Regions from separate parts of the Homo sapiens genome. Here all the other regions are linked to region 2. The links are chromatin contacts, found by Hi-C or POLR2A ChIA-PET in ENCODE. All regions are on one chromosome and are shown on one strand. Each heading gives the region's core, a stretch centred on a gene start or an enhancer-like site at or near the end of the contact. The rest is flanking DNA. Distances are from core to core; before and after follow the strand shown. Region 1 holds the start of NINJ2-AS1 (NINJ2 antisense RNA 1). Region 2 holds the start of KDM5A (lysine demethylase 5A). Region 3 overlaps SLC6A12 (solute carrier family 6 member 12). Region 4 overlaps B4GALNT3 (beta-1,4-N-acetyl-galactosaminyltransferase 3). Region 5 overlaps NINJ2 (ninjurin 2).

What was found. Hi-C counts contacts between places; a loop is a spot of excess contacts on that map. ChIA-PET counts read pairs that join two places held with the same protein, here RNA polymerase II (POLR2A). Pooled maps may share reads with other maps.
Region 1: a loop to region 2 is called in a pooled map, with 4 times the contacts of the local background. The contact joins the promoter of NINJ2-AS1 here to the promoter of KDM5A in region 2. A Hi-C loop is called at or near these places in 1 of 168 maps with a recorded cell type or tissue (sigmoid colon), 1 of 37 single-sample maps with no recorded cell type and 6 of 50 pooled maps. POLR2A ChIA-PET finds 5 or more read pairs at or near these places in 2 of 52 experiments (both T-cell).
Region 3: a pooled map shows a loop between it and region 2 (3-fold over the local background). The contact joins the enhancer-like site here to the promoter of KDM5A in region 2. A Hi-C loop is called at or near these places in 1 of 50 pooled maps. POLR2A ChIA-PET finds 5 or more read pairs at or near these places in 2 of 52 experiments (BJ and SK-N-SH).
Region 4: a loop to region 2 is called in a pooled map, with 6 times the contacts of the local background. The contact joins the enhancer-like site here to the promoter of KDM5A in region 2. A Hi-C loop is called at or near these places in 8 of 50 pooled maps. POLR2A ChIA-PET finds 5 or more read pairs at or near these places in 6 of 52 experiments (BJ, CD4-positive, alpha-beta T cell, CD8-positive, alpha-beta memory T cell and 3 more).
Region 5: a pooled map shows a loop between it and region 2 (4-fold over the local background). The contact joins the enhancer-like site here to the promoter of KDM5A in region 2. A Hi-C loop is called at or near these places in 7 of 50 pooled maps. POLR2A ChIA-PET finds 5 or more read pairs at or near these places in 3 of 52 experiments (CD4-positive, alpha-beta T cell, CD8-positive, alpha-beta memory T cell and HepG2).

The regions. Positions count from the first base shown.
Region 1 is chr12:629,544-632,243 of GRCh38, reverse strand. It overlaps NINJ2-AS1 (NINJ2 antisense RNA 1), which reads right to left and starts at 1,353. Exons shown (of 5, transcript NR_122124.1): 1 at 1,259-1,353; 2 at 1-30. All of the region lies in intron 1 of NINJ2 (ninjurin 2), which reads left to right. RefSeq lists silencers at 1,328-1,427, 1,488-1,567.
Region 2 is chr12:388,070-390,769 of GRCh38, reverse strand. KDM5A (lysine demethylase 5A) reads left to right here and starts at 1,450. Exons shown (of 28, transcript NM_001042603.3): 1 at 1,450-1,843. The coding sequence starts at 1,679. It overlaps LOC105369594 (a long non-coding RNA gene), which reads left to right. Exons shown (of 4, transcript XR_007063149.1): 4 at 1-737. It also overlaps a transcript of CCDC77 not described here. RefSeq lists an enhancer at 993-1,287.
Region 3 is chr12:187,790-190,489 of GRCh38, reverse strand. SLC6A12 (solute carrier family 6 member 12) reads left to right here. Exons shown (of 16, transcript NM_001122848.3): 16 at 1-409. Among named protein-coding and RNA genes, the nearest start is that of IQSEC3-AS1, 6.7 kb to the right of the region's middle. RefSeq lists a silencer at 1,113-1,352. Within about 2 kb of position 1,274, at least 2 of the 41 ENCODE cell types and tissues checked have a DNase peak (open chromatin) inside an H3K27ac peak, as active enhancers do.
Region 4 is chr12:552,396-555,095 of GRCh38, reverse strand. It overlaps B4GALNT3 (beta-1,4-N-acetyl-galactosaminyltransferase 3), which reads right to left. Exons shown (of 20, transcript NM_173593.4): 13 at 2,568-2,629; 14 at 1,113-1,902. Among named protein-coding and RNA genes, the nearest start is that of NINJ2-AS1, 77 kb to the left of the region's middle. Within about 2 kb of position 1,434, at least 6 of the 41 ENCODE cell types and tissues checked have a DNase peak (open chromatin) inside an H3K27ac peak, as active enhancers do.
Region 5 is chr12:569,630-572,329 of GRCh38, reverse strand. The region is part of intron 1 of NINJ2 (ninjurin 2); the gene reads left to right. Among named protein-coding and RNA genes, the nearest start is that of NINJ2-AS1, 60 kb to the left of the region's middle. RefSeq lists an enhancer at 1-197. Within about 2 kb of position 1,274, at least 31 of the 41 ENCODE cell types and tissues checked have a DNase peak (open chromatin) inside an H3K27ac peak, as active enhancers do.

The DNA of each region.
Region 1 (2,700 bases), core at 104-2,603, 240 kb before region 2:
GTGCCTCAGACACCCTGGGGCTGGTTAGGACTTTAAGCACACAGGAATCTCAGCTTTACTCAATCTTTTTCCATATCCTGAGCCCGAGTTCAGACTTCATCCTCCCGGGTCCCCCATGTCCCTTCAACGTCTGATTAATTCTCCAGTCAACTCCCTGCTAATAGTCCACCCACAAATTGCTATTTCAGCTGACCTTCCCCAAAACTTGAGCATCCTTACCAAATACCTTGGGCTTCCTCATAACCTGGTTATCTTCTCATCTGCATGCCTTTCTGGAATAATTTTGAAGTATTAAAAAAAACTCCTCTAATTGTCAAGGGCATGCAGGAAGCTCAGCCCCTAAGGAGCATTGCAGAAATCTGGAGTTCTACTCTGTTTATACCTAAATCTAGCCTTCCAGGAGTTTCAGATAGTTTCCTGGAAACATTTTGTGCTTTGTGTTTTTCACCTTTCTCTCTTAATTGAATATGGGGTGAGGAGCAAGAAAGGGGATTGTGAATTACAATTACAAACAGTACACACATAACACAGGGACAATCTTTGCATTTCTCATTTCTGATCCCAGGGATCAGAGGTAGAGGCAGGCCAGGCGCGGTGGCTCACGCCTGTAATCCCAGCACTTTGGAGGCCGAGGCAGGCGGATCACGAGGTCAAGAGATAGAAACCATCCTGGCCAACATGGTGAAACCCCGTCTGTACTAAAAATATAAAAATTAGCTGGGCGTGGTGGCGCGCGCCTGTACTCCCAGCTACTCGGGAGGCTGAGGCAGCAGAATCGCTTGAGCCCGGGAGGCGGAGGTTGCATTGAGCAGAGATCACGCCACTGCACTCCCGCCTGGTGACAGAGGGAGACTCCGTCTCAAAATAAATAAATAAATAAATAAAAATTTAACAAAAAAAGGTAGAGGCAGCTCTCAGGTGAGTAAATTCGCAGATGCCCACGCATGTCTGGAACATACCCCAGGGGTCATTAGAGACTGCCCAGCAGAGGCGGGAGGATCTTCCGTTTGCTTTTCCTTCAGAACGTTTGTCCGGAGAGCATCCTGTTCTGTTATATGCATATCCACCTCCGTCTCCAAATTACTAGGTTGAGCACAGTGCTCAGTGCCTGGCATTGAGTTAGAAATAGAAAATGAGCTGGCGAGTCCCGGCCCGAGGCTGTGACAGGGGCCATTACTGAGCCCACTCCCCACCAACCTTTCTGCGGTTTAACTGACTCTCCTCCTTCCCCTCCAGATCCCAAGGGCTTGACTCCTACCTCCTCTAAGGCATTTTGAAAAGTTTGCAAATGCACCCTTGATCCTAGCACGTACTTAAGAAGCGGCTCCCCCCTAGAACGTCAGGCTTGAAGCTGACCCCTTCTTCCTCCTCCCGCGCCATTTGGGTCTGTGCGCAGGGCCGGAAGCCTGCTGGGGAGGGGCACGAGGCCGGGCTGGGGCCTCTCCGGAGGGAGCCCGCCGCCCCGCCCAGGGCGCACGCACCCAGCCTCTGAGGGAGGAAGCTGAATGGGGCCAGAGGCTGGCCCTCTTTGGGGATTTGCATTATACAGGCTGTATTTAGAAGCAGCGGCGGGGAGCGGTGGCTCACGCCTGTGATCCCAGCATTTTGGGGGGCCGAGGCGGGCAGATCACCTGAGGCCAGGAGTTCGAGACCAGCCTGTCAACATGGTGAAACTCCGTCTGTGCTAAAAATACAAAAAAAATTAGCCAGGCGTGGTGGCCGGAGCCTGCAGTCCCAGCTACTCGGGAGGCTGAGGCAGGAGAATCGCTTGAACCCGGGAGATGGAGCTTGCAGTGAGCCGAGATCACACCACTGCACTCCAGCCTGGGCAACTCAGCGAGACTCCGTCTCAAAAAACAAAACAAAACAAAACAAAACAAAAAACCAAGAAAAAGAGAATAAAAAAAAATAGAAGCAGCTTTCTTGCTGATAGAAAGCAATGACCCTCTCTGCTATAATTACAACTGAAGAGTCACTTTCTTTCAAAAACTCTATTTTCAGATGTTTACCACTTTCTTTAAAAAGGAAAAAAAATTTGCCTCAAAGGCAGGCAGTCCCCAGGGCATTTCTGGTCTCCTGGGGAAGGAACCTAAGAGCGGTTTGGTAAAATTCCATTTTGCTATCTTGGCGTTACCTAAGGGCAAGAACTGAGGTGGGGCTTTGGTGACAGCAGGGGCTGAAGAGTGCTCTTTTTCATCATCCAGGGTGTCCAATTGTTTTGTTTCCCTGGGCCACATTGGAAGAATTGTCTTGCCCCACACATAAAATACAGCAACACTAACAATGGCTGATACACTTTTAAAAAATCGCAAAGAAACTTCATATATATATATATATATATATATATTTTTTTTTTTTTTTTGAGTTTTGCTCTTGTCGCCGAGGCTGGAGTGCAACGGCACGATCTCGGCTCACCACAACCTCTGCCTCCCAGGTTCAAGTGATTCTCCTGCCTCAGTCTCCTGAGTAGCTGGGATTACAGGCATGCGCCACCAGGCCTGGTTAATTTTGCATTTTTAGTAGAGACGAGGTTTCTCCATGTTGGTCAGGCTGGTCTCAAACTCCTGACCTCAGGTGATCCACCTGCCTCGGCCTCCCAAAGTGCTGGGATTACAGGCGTGAGCCACCATGCCCAACCAAGAACTCATAATGTTTTAAGACAATTTACGAATTTGTTTTGGGCCGCGTTCAAAGCCGTCC
Region 2 (2,700 bases), core at 201-2,700:
CAATAAGATGTGTGTGTGTGTGTGTGTGTGTGTTTATAAAGATATTTATTTTAAGGACTTGACTCACTTGATTATAGAGCTTCCAAGTCCAAAATCTGCAGGGTGGGTTGGCAGGCTGGAGGCCAGGGAAAAGGTGATGCTACAGTTCAAGTCTGAGAGCCATCTACTGGCAAAATTCCTTCTTGCTCATGGAAGGTCAGTCTTTTGTTCTATTCAGGCCTTCAGTTGATTGGATAAGGCCTACTCACATTATGGAGGGCAATCTGCGTTATTCAAAGTCCCCTGATTTGTTACTCAGAGGTGAGAAAAATCATGGTGTACTAAAGTCACCACAAAAACTTCTGTAGATCATATGGAGAAGCAGGAGAGATGAAGCTGGAGAGCAAAGCAGCAAATCAGCAATTAAAAAAGATGTTTGGAGTTGTTGAGTTTGGAGATGAAAAGTGACAAGATGAATTCTGGATTTTAGACAAAGCAATCCAACGTGTGGATGGAGAGGGATTTGAGAGGAGAAATCAGCTGTTGTCAGTAAGAGTATTTAAATTAGGATACTGGTAACGGGGATGGAGAGACACACGATTATACATGGGAAGTGAGAGCAGAAAGAATTAGGATTATTTCTTGATTTTTTTTTTTTTTTTTTTTTTTTGCTCAGGCAACTGAATAGATGAAGTCATTAATGGAAACCAGGAACACTGAAGAAACAGTGAACAATTAAAGTACTTTGAGTTATCAAAGTGAGATGTCCTGCAGGTAGCTAGACGATACTGGCTGGTAATTCAGGAGAGCTGCTGCGTCCTGTGTAAAAGGAAAAGCAATTCATGGATGGTGGCTAAAGCCAGCTGGCAGGATTTAGGGGATGGGTTAGACCTGCACTTGTTTTGATGGAGAAGAGGCGGGTATAAAGTGGCAGAGTGAGATTACTGTAAAATATCTGCATTCAAAGGGCTAAAAAAAGAGAAATGCTGGAAAGGCTACTTGCTATAAACGCAGCAGGGTAGGTTAAAACAAATTACGAAGCACGGGCGGTGAGGCGCGGTGCTTAAGATTAAGCCCGGCGTGTTTTCGAGTGCACTGATACACAAAAGGGAAAGGGACCCTCCTCACCGGAAGCACAACCTCTGCCCTCTGGGGCATTACACATTCCTCCGCGCCGGAAGAAAGCGTCACGTCGCGTCGCGCCTCGCCCCGCCTCGTTGCGCCTCGCCCCGCCTCGCCCCGTCGGCTTCCCTCAATCCGTACCTCTAGTAAAGAAGAGCTTGTGCCCCTCCCCGACCCCTTACCAAGGGCGAGCTGCGTGGAGTCGTTGGACTGGGCAGAACTTTGGCGGGCAAGGAGACAAACAGCCACACTGTGCTGCCGGGGAAGAGAAGAAGAAGGAAAGGCCAGACACACAGGCGTCGTGCAGCTGCGGAAGGATTCCGTTTCCTGCAGGGGGCGGAGGGATTTGACAGCACGGTAACTTCCGGAAAAGTCCTGAACCTCAGTGGAAAAGCCTTGCAAGAAACAATAACAAACGGGAGGAGGAAGCGATTCTGGGGTTTCTGTGTTGAACGGTTCTTGTCCGCGAAGATGCGCTTCGGCCTCTGTCAGGGGACTTGAACGGGCTTAGTGGGCTTCAGCCAGCTTTTCTCCACCGGTTCCCCACGGGGACCCCCCCCCCCCCCCGGCCGTTGCAATGGCGGGCGTGGGGCCGGGGGGCTACGCGGCGGAGTTCGTGCCACCGCCAGAGTGCCCCGTCTTTGAGCCGAGTTGGGAGGAGTTCACAGATCCGCTCAGCTTTATCGGCCGCATCCGGCCTTTGGCGGAGAAAACCGGCATCTGCAAAATTCGGCCGCCCAAGGTACCTCAGTCTGTGAAGAGAGAGGGGGAGAAGGAAGAATGGGGGAGTCCGTACACTGGGTTTAGCTTTACTTTTCTGATCCTTGTCTCGTTTCATATGTACTCTCTTTTGAGACAACTGGAGCCTGTTTCTGGATGTTTTTGCCTCGGTTTCTTTTGTGGTCTTATGTAGACACGTCTGAAAGCGAGAAAGTGGTGTCTCTTGGGCCTCTTCCGCCTAGAACTTGGGAACTGATACTTTTCTCTCAGCCGTGGGCCTAAAGCCTTTCGTTAGCCGATATGGTGTTTAAAGTACAGTATTATGACGTGACGTATTCTTCCCTCACGTATCCTCATTATGGTTTGATAGTCGGCTATCTCTTTATTCAAGACCTGGTTGGATCAAATATTTGCAGGCCTCATCTCAGGGCTAGGGTTTCTGAAAAGGTTATCTGAGCTCTAGTCTCACCGGATGGTATTACTAGACAAGAACTCCAGACTAATTATTGCCGCAGTGAAAAAGTCTTAGCGGGGAAAGAGAAGGAGCAGCAATAATTCTAAAATTTAGAGGTTTAGGAAAAATTGGTTTATAGTGGAGGTGGAAGGAAATGTTGAAATCTCTTGACGTAGGGAACTCAAGATCAACGATTTTAGAATCACAGTTATTGCAGATAACTAGGTTTGCCTATAAGGTTAATTATAATCTCACCTTTGAGGTAAGGAAAACAGATACTATCCCTTGTGTGGAGGGGATTAATGCCCCAAGAGGTTGAGTGATTACTCAAGGTCAAAGGTGTTTTTCTTTACTCATTAGACCAGTGCTTTTTAAATGATGTTGCTGGACCACTTGCACCAGGGTCAACTGGATGCTTGTTTAAA
Region 3 (2,700 bases), core at 25-2,524, 200 kb after region 2:
AGTTCCGCACTGTTCTTGCAGTGTTTCATCAACTCCTGGAGCATTGGAATGGAAGGGGCTTGGGAGATGATTCCTAGACTTCACAAACACTCGGCATGCCTCCCTGCACTGTCCGTTCCTCTGCCCAAGGCCGATATTGCTAACTGATCACAGATTCTTTCCCACCTCACAATCCTTCCGAATGTGCTCCAGGCAGCACCATTTGCCATCCTGCTTCTAACGCAAACCCCTGACTTCATGGATGAGGAACCTGGAGACCAAAGAGACAAAGGGACTTTTTCAAGTTCACATGGGGACCCCCTTCTTGGGGGCCAGAGATATGACTAAAACCTTATCTCCTTGTGCTCAGGCCAGTGTCTTCCCATTAACCCCCTGCCTTAGTTAACAAGTGTGTATGGATTGCCTTCCATGCGTGCTGGTCTCCTTTGCCTTGCTCCGTTTCTGTTGAGCTATGCCGCTTGGGGTGGGGGAAGAGAGGACCCCTCTGTTGGAGGTGGTGAGGAGCTCCCCAGACTAGCGCCCCCGCCTTGGTAATTTCTCCATCAGCCCATCATCACCTGGCCCGATGTCCTCCCAGATCCTTTTGTTCTTGTCCTTGCCACCTCTTATTCCCCCACGGAATGCACGGAGTCTGTGAGAGTGTCCCAGGGGGCGGGTGTGGGGGTGCCCTCCTTAGCTGCCACACATGGCTCCACCCGTTTCCCACCCACTCCTCTTCCCACACCCCTACCGAGTCCCACATGCCTCTTCTGTGGCTGGAAGGCTTCCTGGAGGAGGAGGCAGGGTTTGGATAAGGTCTGTGCTGTTGTGTTCAGAAGGGAAGGGAGGAGAGGGACTGGGGCTGGGGAGGGAATTTCAGGGCAGTTTCCTGGGTCAAGGGAAGCCAGCCAGGATGAGGGGGGTGATTCGTATATAGATGTCACCTGGACCCCCCGCCCAGGGGCTGCAGGAGAAATCAGGTCAGGCTGGGGTGAGTTCCGTCCTCGACAGGCCTATGCCACCTCAGGTACTCTTAGCTTCTGACCGCCCCCCTTGTCTCCCTCTGGACTGCTCTGTGCACCTGTGCCCTCGCTCCTTGGACCGGCTAGTGGGGAGAGAAGGAGGCCCAGGGGAAAGAGAAGGAGAGCAACGGCTTCAGCCAGATGCTCTCAGTTACGAGGCCGGGTCTGGCGGAAAACGAAAAACGCGAGGCCGGCGCAGCGCTGTCTGCGGCCGCCGGGTGGCAGAGGGGAGTAGCGCCGCGTCCCCGCCGCCCTCCCCCGGGGCCCCTAGCACGCGGGCGCGCGCCTCAGCCGGCCCCTGCCCGCAGCTAGTCCAGTACTTCCCGCCGCCTTCTCCCCGCCTGCAAACGCCGCGGCACCCGTCGGTGCTGCACCCTGGAGGGCACGCTTTGGGTCGGGCTCCCAAGCCTCGCTCTCTGCGGACCGCACAGCCCTCTTTCAGATTCCTTCGCCCTGCACCAATTCGCCATCCTCTCTGCTGCCCCAGACCCCCTGGCTTTAGCGCACAGCCTGTCCCGCAAGCTCTCTGCCCTGGCTGAGAGCGTCCACAGCTCCTCCCTCCATCGCTCCCATTCTCTGGATGAGTCCAAAGGGATCTGGATGGGGGTGGGGATGGAGGGAACGGGGAGGGGGGTGCGGGAAAGGGACTTCGGGCCAACCTCACCTCTCACAGGGACCCAGCCATAATGGCTCCACAACCTGGGCAAGGAGCAACTGTTTCACTCTCCAGCCTGCCCAGAGCACCAGTACAGGTGTGTGTGTGTGCCTGTGTGTGCACATGAGTTCACGCGCCTGTGTGTGTGTGGGTGTGCATACGACGTGCGTGCGTAAGGAGCAGCTGTGGGGTCGTGATTTGGGTTTGCTTTTGAGAGGTGACAGCGTGCCCCCAGCCCTCACAGCCCTCGCTCGCTCTCGGCGCCCACTCTGGCTGCGCTTGAGGAGCCCTTCAGCCCCCCGCTGCACTGTGGGAGCCCCTTTCTGGGCTGGCCAAGGCCGGAGCCGGCTCCCTCAGCTTGCAGAGAGGTGTGGAGGGAGAGGCGCTGGCGGGAAGCGGGGCTGCGCGCGGCGCTTGCGGGCCAGCGCGAGTTCCGGGTGGGCGTGGGCTCGGCGGGCCCCACAATCGGAGCGGCCTGCCGGCCCCGCCGGCCCGGGGCAGTGAGGGGCTTAGCACCTGGGCCAGCAGCTGCTGTGCTCAATTTCTCGCTGGGCCTTAGCTGCCTTCCCGTGGGGCAGGGCTCGGAACCTGCAGCTCGCCATGCCTGAGCCTCCCTCCCCCTCCATGGGCTCCTGTGCGGCCCGAGCCTCCCCGACCAGCGCCGCCCCCTGCTCCAGGGCACCCAGTCCCATCGACCACCCAAGGGCTGAGAAGTGCGGGCGCACGGAACCGGACTGGGAGGCAGCTCCACCTGTGGCCCCAGTGAGGGATCCACTGGGTGAAGCCAGCTGGGCTCCTGAGTCTGGTGGGGACTAGGAGAACCTTTATGTCTAGCTCAGGGATTGTAAATACACCAATCGGCACTCTGTATCTAGCTCAAGGTTTGTAAACACACCAATCAGCACCCTGTGTCTAGCTCAGGGTTTGTGAATGCACCAATCCACACTCTGTATCTAGCTTCTCTGGTGGGGACTTGGAGAACCTTTGTGTCTAGCTCAGGCGTTGTAAACACACCAATCAAAACCCTGTCAAAACGGACCAATC
Region 4 (2,700 bases), core at 185-2,684, 160 kb before region 2:
AGTGATTCTCCTGCTTCAGCCTCCCAAGTAGCTGGGGATACAGGTGCATGCCATCAAGCCCTGCTAATTTTTGTATTTTTATTAGAGATGGGGTTTCACTGTGTTGGTCAAGCTGGTCTCAAACTCCTGACCTCAAGTGATCCACCTACCCCGGTCTCCCAAAGTGTTGGGATTAGAGGCGTGAGCCACTGCGTCTGGCCAGTATAATTTGTTTCAAAGATGATGAAAACGTTCTGGAATTTGACAATGGTGATGCTTGCACAACACTGTAAATATACTTTTTTTTTTTTTTTTTTTTTTTTTTTTGAGACGGAGTCTTGCTCTGTCGCCCAGGCTGGAGTGCAGTGGCGCAATCTCAGCTCACTGCAAGCTCCGCCTCCCGGGTTCACGCCATTCTCCTGCCTCAGCCTCCCGAGTAGCTGGGACTACAGGCGCCCGCCACTATGCCTGGCTAATTTTTTGTATTTTTAGTAGAGACGGGGTTTCACCGTGTTAGCCAGGATGGTCTCGATCTCCTGACCTCGTGATCCGCCCGCCTCGGCCTCCCAAAGTGCTGGGATTACAGGCGTGAGCCACCGCGCCCAGCCTGTAAATATACTTTTAAAACCACTGAAAGGTACACCTTAAAATGGTGATTTTAATGTTATATAAATTTTATCGTAAAAAATGTTGACTGGTTGAATGAATGGATGAATGAAAACACAAAGAACTCCAGTCATGCATCACGCCCTAACCCTTCCAGCCCACATGCAGGGTCTTAATTTGTATTTTTCTAGCCTCTGTTTTGCCTGTTTGTCTATTTACTAGCTCTTTCCTCGGAGGAGGGGACCTCATCTACTGAGTCCTTCCAGTCCTCAACACACGTACTGGGCCAGGCACCCAGGGATTTCAGAACCTTGCCTAATGGCGGGACAAACACCTGCCTGGTCAAGATCCTCTCCAGGGACAGGGGCCCCGGGCACTTGTCCTTCCCAGGAGCCTGAGTCGGGGGCAAAGTTCCAGCTATTTCCGCGGCTGGGGGAACCCACTACCAGCCCTTAGGCCCCTGCCTTCCAGGCCAGCTGGCTGCCACGTGCCCCAGTCCCTGGCCCCAGGAGAGCCCTTTACCTTACCCCCGGCTCCTCTGGTTGAGCTTCTTCAAGAAGACTCGCGTGACCTCCAGAGCTTCCTGCTCTGGAAGCAGCAGGTTGCCAGATGTGTTACAGCTCAGATCGATCCAGTCAGTCCTCAGGGCTTGGAAGTCGAGATTCCGGGCACTGAAGGTCTGGTCCCAGTTTACTACCGGGTCAAACACAGGTACGTACTCGAACACCTCACTCATATCCTCTTCCTCCTCCTCTTCTTCCCCCTCTTCCTCTCCCTCCACTTGTCCTTCCTGGCCTGCGGCCGCCACCACTTCCTCCTCCCCATGCCAGCCCCTTCCAGGGGCCTGAGGCCGCATCCTGTCACCCCGTCTCTGCTCTGCGATGTACGACTCCACCTGGTTCAGCCACTGAGTCTTCCTGGGGCTGTCACCAGCGGGCCTGGGCCTGGGCCCCCTCATCTGAGGCAGGTTCTTCACAGGGTGCCCAGGAGGCCACTTGTCGGAATGAGGTGAATCTTGGCTGGGCTCAGGGCTGGGTTTTTGCTTCCTCTTCTCTGGCTGCTGCACTGGAATGTGGCTGGTCCTCCCTGGGAAGGACGCTGTGGAGTTCCGCTTGGAGAAGGGGGCCAGCAGGCCCTCCCGGGGCTGAGCCAGGAGTTTCCGCAGGCTTCGGAGGCGGTAGTCAGTGGCATCTTGCTCCAGGGTGGAGGCAGGTGTCTGTCTTCCCTCAAGCATCCTGGCATTCTGGTTGTTGGAGGCAGGGGTCTCCTCTGCCACTTCCCCATACTGGGACTCTTCTAGAAGGTTTTCCTCAAAACCTGCTATTAATAACAACCATTCCTCATGTCAAGAGTTTCCAACCCTTTCCAAACAAGACATACAAGACAGAGGATGATCATACGTGTGACGCACCATGGGGCTCCAGACTGGGGTTGAATCCAGGTTCTATCGCTTACTGTGTGACCCTGGGCAAGGTACTCAACCTCAATTAACCCCAGTTTCTTCATCTGCATAAAGGGAATAATACTGCATCTCTCATGGGTTTGTGAAGACTGAGTGAGATAAACGGCATCACATGCCCGGCAGGTGCATAGCACCTGAGGGACCCAGCAGATGGTCCCAGCCACGCCCTAATCCCCCAAGAAAGGCCCCAGAAGACAGTGCTTCTCTAAACCAGAACCTCCCAAATGGTGCGCCAGGGACAGCAAGCCCCTCCAGCAGTCCAAGTAACCTCCCCCGGGCTCTCACTCTCCTCCAGCTGACCCCAGCATGCTGCTAAAAATAGTGTCATTTTCCACATGTGCCTGGATATGGAAAAGGCAGGAGTCATGCTCTCCACTCCCTTGGGTGTGAAGGGAGAGGTCACGTGATTTGGATCTTGAGCTCCTCAGGGGCGGGGCTGGCACGGTCTGAACATCCCCTGGAAACAGACCATGGTCGCCCCTCTCAGCCTGACCTGGAAGCCTCAGCTGTCACTCTGTACCTGGCTGCTCCAGCCCCTGCTTCTCAGGCTGGTCAATCTTGATGTACTCCTGAAAGCTGAACCTGCAGGAGGAAGGGAGGTGTGCATTGGCACCCGGTGCATGGCGGGCTCAGCCCTGGCTCTGCTGGAAGTC
Region 5 (2,700 bases), core at 25-2,524, 180 kb before region 2:
TGTAGCCCTGACTGTGCGCTGGCACACAGGAAGCTCCCACGTGGGTGTTCTCAGGGCTGGCAGGAACGACTCATGGGAAGGTCACCCATGCCCTGCAGCGGCCTCTCAGCGATGTCCTCAGCCCCCGGGATTCTCCGCTCAGAGCCGGCTTTCCCATCCCTAGATTACTCCGTGCTAGGAAGGACCCAAGGAAGCCTGTGTTCCAGTCCCTTCGACCTCGCAGATGATAAGAAAAGGCGTCCAGTGCTCCCGGCCCGGATTGCTCACTCATTAAAGCAGGGCTGGAATGTGGTCAAGGTGCCTTTGGTGATGCCCTCTGGGCTGCTACAACTCCCCTCACCATGCCTATACTTCCCTTGGGACACACACTGCCTGCCACAGGCCCCAGGGCCTAAACACACTGATCTGCGGGCTCCATGGCTTTTTGGTAGGGCAGTTACTTACCACTCTGGGGTTTACCCAACCTCCATGGCCCTCTGGGAGAACAGCCCTGTAATCTTGTTTCCAAGAAAGAGCAGAATGATCTGTTGGAGCTTATGGTCCCCACTGACCATAAAGTCGATAAACAATGAAAAACATGTTTACTTTTCTGTTAAAAAAGGCATTCCTTTCCTATCCAACCTAAGTCCTGTAAATAAACAAAAATATAGGCCAACAAGGATTAAGGGATAAAGGGCTGTCTGGCAGAACAATGAAGCAATCCTTGACTTCAAGGGATGGAATCGCACCAGCCTTAGGAGCTGGGACTTGGCAAGAGGCCTAGGTGACAGGGAAGTCTGAGCTGGAACGAGAGAGGAGGGCGCGGAAGAGGGAGGGTAATGACTGTGCCGGGCAGGCCCAGGAATGGGGCAAACCGCTGGGTCTGTGGTGTCCCCCACCCCCCTGCCTCATCCCATGCCAATCACCAAACCCACGTCTGCCAGGCAGGCCCAGGAATGGGGCAAACCGCTGGGTCTCTGGTGTCCCCCACCCCCCTGCCTCATCCCATGCCAATCATCAAACCCACGTCCTCTTGTTGCCCAGATGCCCAAGGGCGTCCAGATCAAACTCTGGATCTACTCCCACCTTCCCTGCACTGGCCGCGCTCCAGCTTCATGCCGCCCCAAACTCCCCGTCTGTCCAGGTGTCATTGGTTGGCCAGATTTTGATGGGCAGCCTTTCCCACAGGCAACCGCGCCTTGAACAGGGACTCTGGGAGCCCAAAGCTATGAGTCTTGGGTCAGTGTCCTGCCGCCCTTGAGTGGCAGGGGAGGGGCAAGTGGGGCGGGGCAGAATGAGACCTGAGGAAGATACCGAGAGCCAGCCTCATTGAGAGAGGGATCTCAGCCTGGGAAAATGGGAACCGCTTGGATTCTGTCCTTCCTTCTGTGAAGGAGCAAAGTGTCGTTCTGCTGTCCATGGCCTCTGCCCTCCAGAGATGGGATTTTCCTCCAGTTTTATAGATGTGGAAACTCAGCACCAAAGTTCCAAGCCCAGAGGCAGAGCTGGGCCCAGCAACCAGCAGTCCTAGCCCACCGGTCCCCTGCTCCTCGAGGATCAGCAGAAAAGGGGCGGGGAGTGGGCAGAGCCCTGTGCGCTTGTGGCGGGTGGAGGCCGCCAGCCCACCCGGACCAGCTCTGCAGGGAGGGCGCAGAGGCCAGGGCCAGGGCCAGGGGAGGGCGGCAAGCGAGAGCCAGCGGCGAAGAGTCCGGCGAAACGGGAATGACTCATGCTGGGTGGCTCTGCTCCCCAGTCCAGCCCACATTCCCGGGTCTCTGTTCCCGACCCGCCTGGGCCTGGCCTTAAAGGGCCAGCTCCTCTGAGCGGGAGCGGGGGCCACCCTGCTGCGCTCCCCACTCCTCTGTCACCCTGACCCCTGTGGAGTTGCTCCCAGTCCCTGGGCTGTGGGCGAAAAGGATGACCCCCTGCAGGATTTAGGACTTTATCTGATCCTCTCCTCCCGCTAGAAGGGAGGGCCCTCAGGTCATTCCATCCATCCCTCTGCCGCAGAGCAGGGCTGCACCTAAACTGGCCCACGAGGATTAGAAAAGCCCGGTCCCTGCTTTTAAAGATGCTGCAATGAGAGGACCCCTTTCCAGGCACCTTCGCCAGGGCCTCACTGCCGGCCCTTCTGCCCGCCGTCCCCTCGGCTGCAGGTTGTGCTGGAGGCCCCTCCCTTCTGGGTCCCCCCACCCCACGCTGGCTCCATTTCAGCTTCGGTTGATTCTCGAACTCTGGCTTGACGCACGCGTTTGGTGGGTTTTAGTTCGGCCCATCCAGACTTGCGGGCGAGGCTCCCGTCCTGGGCCTCGGAGGGGTCCAGGTTTCCCATTAATCCCGTCCTGCGCGTGGGTTCCTCGGGGTGGAAACGCCCCCCGGCAGCCGCGGCGCCCAAGTCACGTCTCTGGACCGCGCGCGCCACCGTGTGGACACTCTGGAGCAGGCGGGGACACCCTGATCCCGCCCAGCACCCGCAGTGAAAGGCAGGCCCGAGTCGGCCCCGCATTTAGCGAGGAAAGGATGAGGCGCACCCCCTAAGCACACTGCGAGCCTCACGTCCTCTGTGAAGCAATGGCTCTCAGATTAATGTAACAACAAAAGCCAACCAGCTCTGTTAAAACTTACAAATGGCAATACCTTCCATAGAGGTTGGGAAGACCTCCGTGCTGCCCGTGTACTCACCCCTGCCACCCCCTGCCACCCCTTCCCCCACTATTTGGT